2 separate regions of the Homo sapiens genome follow, and region 2 is linked to region 1. A link is a loop called in an ENCODE intact Hi-C map of the cell type or tissue named here. Cell type or tissue: chondrocyte. All regions are shown on one strand. Each heading gives the region's core, and the rest is flanking DNA. Links, peaks and the distances in the headings are about the cores only. Region 1 overlaps AQR (aquarius intron-binding spliceosomal factor). Region 2 overlaps CHRM5 (cholinergic receptor muscarinic 5).

Region 1 (4,398 bases), core at 251-4,250:
TGGAAAGATGCTTAACATGTTTAGTCATTGGGGAAATGCAAATTTAAACCATAAGAAGATACTACATACCTATTAGAATTTGTTTTTTTTTTAATGGATAAGGCCAGGCACAATGGTTCACGTCTGTGATTCCAGCACTTTGGGAGGCTGAGGTGGAAGGATGACTTGTCTACTAAAAATCAAAACAATTAGCCAGGCGTGGTGGCACATGCTTGTAATCCCAGCTACTCAGGAGGCTGAGATAGGAGGATTGCTTGAGCCCAGGAGATCGAGGCCGCAGTGAGCTATATCTTGCCACTGTACTTCAGCCTGGATGACAGAGTAAGACCCTGTCTCAACAAAACCAAAAAAACAAAAAACAACCCCAAAACGGATAATATTGACTCTTGGCAAGGATGTGGAGCAATTGGAATTCTCATAATTGCTGGTGGGAATTCAAAGTGGGATAGCCACTTTGGAAAAATTTGAGTTTCTTATAAAGGTAAACATGAACTTAACATTATGATCCAGTATTTTCCACTTACAGATATATTCAAGAAAAGTGAAAACTTATGTTCACACAAAAATATGTACAAAAATGAATATAGTTGCTTTATTCAAAATCGTCAAAAACTGGACTACACAAATATCCCACAACTGTTGAATGAATAAACATACTGTGATACAGCCGTATCATGAAATACTGCTCAGCAACGTAAAGGAACCAACTACAGATAAATATACAGTGTGGGTGAATCTCAAATGCTCAAATGCATTATGCTAAGTAAAAGCAGCCATTCAAAAGGCTACCTACCTAAGACCAGGCATGGTGGCTCACACCTGTAATCCCAGCACTTTGGGAGGCCAAGGCAGGCAGATCACTTGAGCTTAGGAGTTTGAGACCAGCCTGGGCAACATGGTGAAACCTCGTCTCTACCAAAAATACAAAAATTTAGCCGAGTGTGGTGGTGGGCACCTGTGGTTCCACCTATTCGGGAGGCTGAGGTGGGAGGATTGCTTAAGCCCGGGAGGTGGAGGTAACAGTGAGCTGAGATCATGCCACTGCACTCCAGTCTGGGCAACAGAGTGAGACTCGTCTCAAAAAACAAGCAAGAAAAAAGACTACCTAATGTGTGATTCCATTTATTTGACCTCCTGGAAAAGATAAAATTACAAATAGAAAACTGATTATGGTTGCTGGGCTGGGATGGAGAGGAGGATTTGCTATAAATTAGCATAAGGGATTTTGGGGAGGTGATGAAACCAGTTAAATAGTGGAAAGCTATGAAGCTCATGGTGGCAAATACCAGTTTTCCAAAATTCTAATTTTTCACGTTCACATGGAAGTTCAAATTTTATCATTGACAGCAAATACTGATAGTTGTTTTCCTTGAAATTATAGTCTTATTTCATTCAAAATTTGAAATTTGAAAAAAAATTGGCCATTTGTCCAAGGCTGGTATAAACAGTTTGTCATTTTTTTTTTTTTTTTTTTTGAGATGGAGTCTCGCTCTTTTGCCCAGGCTGGAGTGCAGTGGTGCAATCTCGGCTCACTGCAACCTCTGCCTCCTGGGTTTAAGCGATTCTCCTGCCTCAGCCTCCTGAGTAGCTGGGACTACAGGCGCTCACCACCACGCCTGGCTAATTTTCGTATTTTTAGTAGAGACGGGGTTTCACCATATTGTCCAGGCTGATCTCAAACTCCTGACCTTGTGATCCGCCCACCTCGGCCTCAAAGTACTGGGATTACAGGTGTGAGACACTGCACCCGGTCCAACAGTTTGTTGTTTTTTAAAGTAAAAGTTGTGTGCAAAATATGTACTTCCCATTTTGTCACAGAATTTAAAATAAAACAGGTACTCGAGTCCAAATTTAATAGTATTAATTTTTTTTTACTGCTTCATCAAGGACATTCTTAAATAAAACTGTGAAACAATGTCTTAGTATTGTTATTATTATTGTTATTATTTTTGAGACGGAGTCTCGCTTTGTCGCCCAGGCTGGAGTACAGTGGCGCGATCTCGGCTCACTGCAAGCTCCGCCTCCCGGGTTCACGCCATTTTCCTGCCTCAGCCTCCCGAGTAGCTGGGACTACAGGCGCCCGCCACCACGCCCGGCTAATTTTTTGTATTTTTAGTAGAGACGGAATTTCACCATGTTAGCCAGCATAGTCTCGATCTCCTGACCCCGGGATCTGCCTGCCTCGGCCTCCCAAAGTGCTGAGATTACAGGCCTGAGCCACCTTGCCCTGCCGGTATTAATATTTAAAAGTGTTCTTGGGGACTGCCCAGAAGGATCTTGGGTACAATGAGAGGTTTGCAGAAAATATTTTGAGAACCCTGCACTAAAGCCTTAATTTTCATTGCTGGTTTTTGATATTTGCTGCCCATGTCATAGTATTATATTTGCTTTTTTAAGCTATTTGTAAAAATACATGTTTCAAAAGTGAAGTGAAGTAAGTTACTATGAATAAAATATTGTTCTCTATTCTGCAGTTCAAACACACTCCACCAGGTGGCATCATACCTCTGCTTGTTGCCAACTCTTCCTAAAAATGAAGACACAACTTTTGATAAAGAATTTCTTCTAGAATTGCTGGTAAATATTAATGTTCTCTGAATTTTGCATGTGGTTTTCCTTGCCTTTTAAAGTCATTCTTAAAGATGTAGGTTCATATAGATTTTTTTGTGGGCCAAAGATTAGGCAGATAATTCCCATTTTGTTTTTGGAATTGTATTATCATTTGATTTTTTGTTTTCTCATCTTTCGAATTTCTTTACTCAAGTATTTTATCTCTTCGAACTACTTTCTGGATGAATCATTCTATTAGCAACTATTTATATGCAAATCACTTTCATTGTCTCTTTCAGTTCCTAAAAATTCCTGTGCTATTTTCTGACAATGTAAAACCTCTCATGAGTAAGGTTTTTGGAATTAATAATAACTCTTTGCAATAGAAAGAAATGAGGATTTTTTTCAGGAATTCTTCTTCTTTTTTTGTTTTTTTGTTTGTTTGTTTGTTTTGTTTTTTTGATACCGAGTCTCTCTCTGTCGCCCAGGCTGGAGTGCAGTGGCGTGATCTCAGCTCACTGCAACCTCTGCCTCCCAGGTTCAAGTGATTCTCGTGCCTCATCTTCCCGAGTAGCTGGTATTACAGATGTGTGCCACCACTCCCAGCTAATTTTTGTATTTTGAGTAGAAGATAGAGTTTCGCCACGTTGGCCAGGCTGGTCTTGAACTCCTGGCCTCAAGTGATTGACCCACCTCAGCCTCCCAAAGTGTTGGGTTACAGGCATGAATCACCGTGCCCAACCTGTTTTCAGGAATTCTTCTAATGGAAAATAAGTTTGAGGATAACGTTGATCCTGTGCCTATTAAGGTCTTGTGGCTAGAATTTTATTCCTAAAATTTAAATAGTTCCAACAAAAGAAAATAATTTTTAAAATGTATAGTGCTACAACATTATGTTTTGTTTCCTCCCTTCCCTAAAGGATTTCCCCAGGCTTTGGATTCTTCTACTATTCAATTTATGATCAAAAAGTTAAAACATACATATTGTTTAGATATCATGATTTTTTCTATAATTATACTATCTTCACTGAAGAGAATGTGATACATTTTAAGAATATGTCATTTTAGCATTATTAGATAAACACTTATTTTTCTTTTTCTTTCTTTTTTTTTTTTTTTTGAGATGGAGTCTCACTCTGTCCCCCAGGCTGGAGTGCAATGGTGCAATCTCGGTTCACTGCAACTTCCGCCTCCCGGGTTCAAGCAATTCTCTTGCCTCAGCCTCCTGAGTAGCTGGGATTACAGGTGTGCACCACCACGCCCAGCTAATTTTTGTATTTTTAGTAGAGATGGGGTTTCACCATGTTGGTCAGGCTAGTCTTGAACTCCTCACCTCAGGTGATCCACCTGCTTCAGCCTCCCAAAGTGCTGGGATTAAAGGCATGAGCCACTGCACCCGGTGTAACACTTATTTTCATATTTGAGATAGATTATTAATATTAAGGGTACACAGAGGTCATCATGGAAAGGAACATAGAGTGAGAAGACTAGGGTGATAGATTAATAAACTTTCCCAGATGGTATAGCTAGTTAGTATAAGAATGAAAACTATAGTCCAAAACCTAGAGCTCCTATTTTTTCCTACATTGATTAATGCTAAGTGTCATGGTTTTTAAACCCTTGGCATGTGCCAGGGACTTTGACACTATTTCATATTTCATTGGAAACTTGAGATGTGTGGCACTTTATCTGTTTTAGTGAAAAGGAAACTAAGGTTAGGAAGGTTAAAGTAACGTGCCCAGCTTTTACAGTACTCATAAGTAGAGGAGCTGGGATTTGAACTCAGGTCTGTCTGATTCCAAAGACCATTACCATTGGTTTGTTTCTCATCTTTGATCTATGGAGAAA
Region 2 (4,398 bases), core at 101-4,100, 860 kb after region 1:
CAGTGTCTGGGCTGCTTTCCTCTCTTTGACTAGGACCACTCTCTTTCGTTTGGTCATTTGATGGCTGGGGTTGGGATTGAGGCCTTTCGTTGAAGGTTCCTTGGCCACTGGGAAGGGGCAGGGCATGATTTTCACCTTGTGACAGCCATTGTTGGTCTCCTGGTTCCCGTCAGCTTTTACCACCAATCGGAACTTATAGGCCACACATTTCTGACTCTTGGGTCTATGAGCAGCTGCTGGAGACAGAAGGTAGTTTGGGGTGTCATAGTCACTTTTTTCAGTTTCAGCTTTCACAAAAGTTTCCTCAGTCTCTTCAGCACTGAATTCTTCCCCTGGGCTTTCCTTACCCTGACTCTTGTAGACCACTTGGAGGACAGGGTCAGTGGCGGGCTTGTCCTCATCCTCTGAGGAAGGGTAGCTGCTACAGGTGGTGAGCTGCTCAGCTTTGGCCCAATTGGCGCTTGGGCCAGTGGCTTGGGATGGCTTCCCAGTGGTGGAGGTGCTCCTGCGGGAGGATGACCAGGAGGCCTGGTTCCTTTCCCGCTGGGCCAGGGTGGGTCGAGGACAGCGCAAGCAGGATCTGAACAGAGCCCTATGAGCTGGCTTTCTCTTCTCAGCTTTGGTCACAGAGTCAGAACCCTGGAGGTCAGCCAGGTCCTTGGTTCGCTTCTCTGTTTCCCGGTAGATTCGACAGTAGAGGATGGTCATGACAGAAACAGGGATGTAGAAGGCAGCAATGGCAGTGCCAAAAGTGATGGTGGGCTCAGAGAGAAACTGGATCTGGCACTCATCCAGTGGAACTGTCCGCTTCCCAACCAAGTACTGCCAGCAGAGGATTGCTGGGGCCCAGAGGATGAAGGAGATCAGCCAGGCCAAGCCAATCATGATGCCAGCCCTTTTCGGAGTACGCTTGGCCCGATATGTCAAGGGTCTTGTGATGGAAAAGTAACGGTCAAAACTGATCACCAGAAGGTTCATGACAGAAGCGTTGCTGGCCACGTAGTCCAGTGCAAGCCAAAGGTCACAAGCCAGACTCCCGAGAGCCCAGCGTCCCATGAGGATGTAGGTGGTGTAGAGGTTCATGGAGAAGATTCCAATGATGAGATCTGCACAGGCTAAGCTGAGCAGGTAATAGTTGTTAACTGTCTTGAGCTGGCTGTTGACTTTGAAGGAGATCATGACCAAGACATTGCCCACAATGGTGATCAGGCTTACCACAGCAGTCACAGCTGCAATGGTGATGACTTCCCACAACCTGTGGCGTTCCAAAGGCTGGTGATTTACTGGGGTGCCATTGACGGTGGTTGCATTGTGGTAAGAATCCCCTTCCATCCTGGTGCAAAAATTTTACAGTAAATAGTGTTAGGTTCTAGGCTGTTTTCTATTTCAGCTCTTCTTGGCCAGCATCTGGAAGAGAGGGAAACACATTAGCTTCGCACACCAGCATGATTTTCTTGTCCATCCATTGTTTATAGTTTTTTTTTTTTTTTTTTTTGAGACAGAATCTCGCTTTGTCACCCAGGCTGGAGTGCAGTGGTGCGATCTCAGCTCTCTACAAGCTCCGCCTCCCGGGTTCAGGCCATTCTCCTGCCTCAGCCTCCCGAGTAGCTGGGATCACAGGCTCCCACCACCACGCCCAGCTATTTTTTTGTATTTTTAGTAGAGACGGGGTTTCACTGTGTTAGGCGGGATGGTCTCGATCTCCTGACTTCGTGATCCACCCGCCTCGGCCTCCCAAAGTGCTGGGATTACAGGCGTGAGCCACCGCGCCCGGCCCATTGTTTATAGTTTCTAATGGAATATTAAACGTGGCTGCACACATATTCAGAGCAAGATGCTGAAATCTCTAAAGTTTGATCACCTATTTTTAATGGCATCCTTTTGCTTTTTGTTGTTACCTATGGCTGAGTGCCCTTCTTATGCATGAGGCTGCTGCCCTCTTGTGGCAATTTTAAAAAGGGCTGGGAAGACGAGGAGGGTGAAGGGAAAGGAAAAAAAATGGATTGTTGAGAAGCAGTAAAGAGAGGAAAGCAGGGATGTTAAATCACTTTAGATTGCAATGATCATAAGGGCTGAAACCCTATATTTTTAAGATCCTGGTGATAAATACCTAAATCGTCATGCACTGGGGAAAAAGTGGTATCTATTCTATAGTCCCAGTCTTGATTATTAAACATTACTGAGGTGCCGTTGTGAGCCAAGACCATATTATACCACCTCTCCTTGCCCTAATGCACAAACTCCAAGTGCATATCTGGTTTTCATCTAGGGGGTTTTACATTTGCCCCAGCTGCTGAAGATAAGGACCTTCTCTCTGTTCCTGAACTATTTGCAATATCATAGAATTGTTTTAGGTTATCTTTTTTCTGGTTATAGAGTAATACATTCCTTATAAAAGCTCAAACAATGTCAAAATGTAAATCTTAGAAAGCAAAAGTCTCCTCTAATTCCACCTTGCAGAGGTAATCAATGCTAACAGTTTAGTGTATATTTTGGCATTTTCCCATATGCATATACTAATAAATAAATATTTAAATACAATTTCCCCTATGCATATACTAATAATTATTTTAAATGGGTGCCTTTTACCATTTACAATTTGAATTTTGTTTTTTACTTAACAAATGAATTATCACAGACAGCTTTTTATCAGTACATCTAGAGCTACCACTTTCATTGTAATGACTGTACATTATTCCACTTAATGGATGTACTATATTTAATTAACCCTCTGTTGACAAATTTTAACTTTCAAAACTAAAATGAAATTTTCCCTTTGTAGATTAAAAAATCTATGTACATGATAAAGATTTCAGTGTGTACTAAAGGGTAAATTGTAGAAATTAGGTCTCCCTCCCACCTCTGACCTCCAAGCTTGCAAGCTCCCCATTTTCAGAGGTAACCACTGCTACCATTTATTTTTCCTTCTAGAGATATATATGCATACAACATAAATTTGATGATATATAACAAACACCACCTTGACATGATAATGGGCGGTAAAGGGAAAAAAAAAATCTTTTTTTTTTTTTTTGAGACGGAGTCTCGCTCTGTTGCCCAAGCTGGAGTACAGTGGCGCTATCTCGGCTCACTGCAAGCTCCGCCTCCTGGGTTCACGCCATTCTCCTGCCTCAGCCTCCCCAGTAGCTGGGACTACAGGCGCCTGCCACCACGCCCGGCTAACAGAGTCTTGCCCTTGTCACCCAGGCTGAAGTGTAGTGGCACCATCTCGGCTCACTGCAACCTCTGCCCCTTGGGTTCAAGCAATTCTCCTGCCTCAGCCTCCTGAGTAGCTGGGATTACAGCCACCAAGCCTGGCTAATTTTTGTACTTTTTAGTAGAGATGAGGTTTCGCCATGTTGGCCAGACTGGTCTCGAACTCCTGACCCCAGGCGATCCACCCACCTCAGCTTCCCAAAGTTCTGGGATTACAGGCGAAAGCCACCGTGCCCGGTGAAAATCTTTTTGATGACCCTTAAAATACCCCATGTGGGCAATTTTATTTAATGGGGTATTTCTGCTCTGCCTATGGCCAGTCTTGACACTTTTTTGATAACAGTAACTGACAGAAAGGTGACAAATTTGCAAAGGGCTACAGTTTTCTTGGCTTTGCTTTATATTTTCAGCTGTAATTTTGGGTGTTTTCATAACACCTCAAATTCAATATGGAATCGAGTTGATGATATTGTCTTGCACCGGAAACCAGATTCTCCCATCTTCCCAATCTTGCATGCTTCTTCACCTCCCAAACACATGCAGTCTAACTGACCCACGAAGACTCCTCTTTTTGGTCCCTCTCCATTCCTGCTGCTACCAACTGTCAGCTTATACCTATAATACCTCGGTGTTATCAACATTCTTCAAGTTGTTGAAGCAAATTCTAAGGTTGCCAGGTCATTAGGTAGAGATTCCCCAGCATCTGAAAAGACCAGTTACTCTACACTCTACAAATCTCTAGGCAAATGCCATCACAGATTATCTTCCAATGGTCAGATCTAAGCCACACAGTGCAAAAAAGGGCCTGTGGAAATCGCTTTCTCCTTTATTCTTTCTTTTCTTCCTTCCTCTCCTGCCCCTCTTAAATATTTGAATGTTTATTATGGAACAGACTCTAATGCTGGCGATACCATGGAATAGGCTAATGTCTCTGCTCTTTAGACACTAGTTGGGAATGTAAATAAATTAGCAGATAGAAATAGCAGGGGTGCAACATGCCATAGGGGCACCTGTGAAGGACCTCCAGCCTCGTTGAGTGGACATGGGAAGCACTTCCTGAGGAAGAGACCTAAGAGTCGAGACTTGAAGAATGAAGTCACCAATAGCTAGGCAAAAGGTGGGTGGAGGCTGGGGATGCTAGTGCCAGAATGTTTCAGACAGGGAAGGGAAGAGCTTGTTTGT

Evidence for each region. Peaks named below come from ENCODE experiments on the same cell type or tissue, not always from the same donor. Only the 100,000 strongest peaks of a DNase experiment are listed, where the experiment ranks them.
Region 2: a loop joins it to region 1, with 6 times the contacts of the local background. A loop is called at or near these places in 6 of 110 quality-filtered maps.

The regions. Positions count from the first base shown.
Region 1 is chr15:34,918,511-34,922,908 of GRCh38, reverse strand. It overlaps AQR (aquarius intron-binding spliceosomal factor), which reads left to right. Exons shown (of 35, transcript NM_014691.3): 14 at 2,475-2,577. Among named protein-coding and RNA genes, the nearest start is that of AQR, 49 kb to the left of the region's middle. In chondrocyte, for the core only: CTCF peaks have their summits at 2,279 and 2,506 (motif pointing right); no DNase peak of the experiment used is centred there.
Region 2 is chr15:34,059,652-34,064,049 of GRCh38, reverse strand. CHRM5 (cholinergic receptor muscarinic 5) reads right to left here. Exons shown (of 3, transcript NM_012125.4): 3 at 1-1,407. The coding sequence starts at 1,332. It also overlaps a transcript of AVEN not described here. Among named protein-coding and RNA genes, the nearest start is that of AVEN, 23 kb to the right of the region's middle. In chondrocyte, for the core only: CTCF peaks have their summits at 1,693 and 1,938 (motif pointing left); a DNase peak (open chromatin) is centred at 508.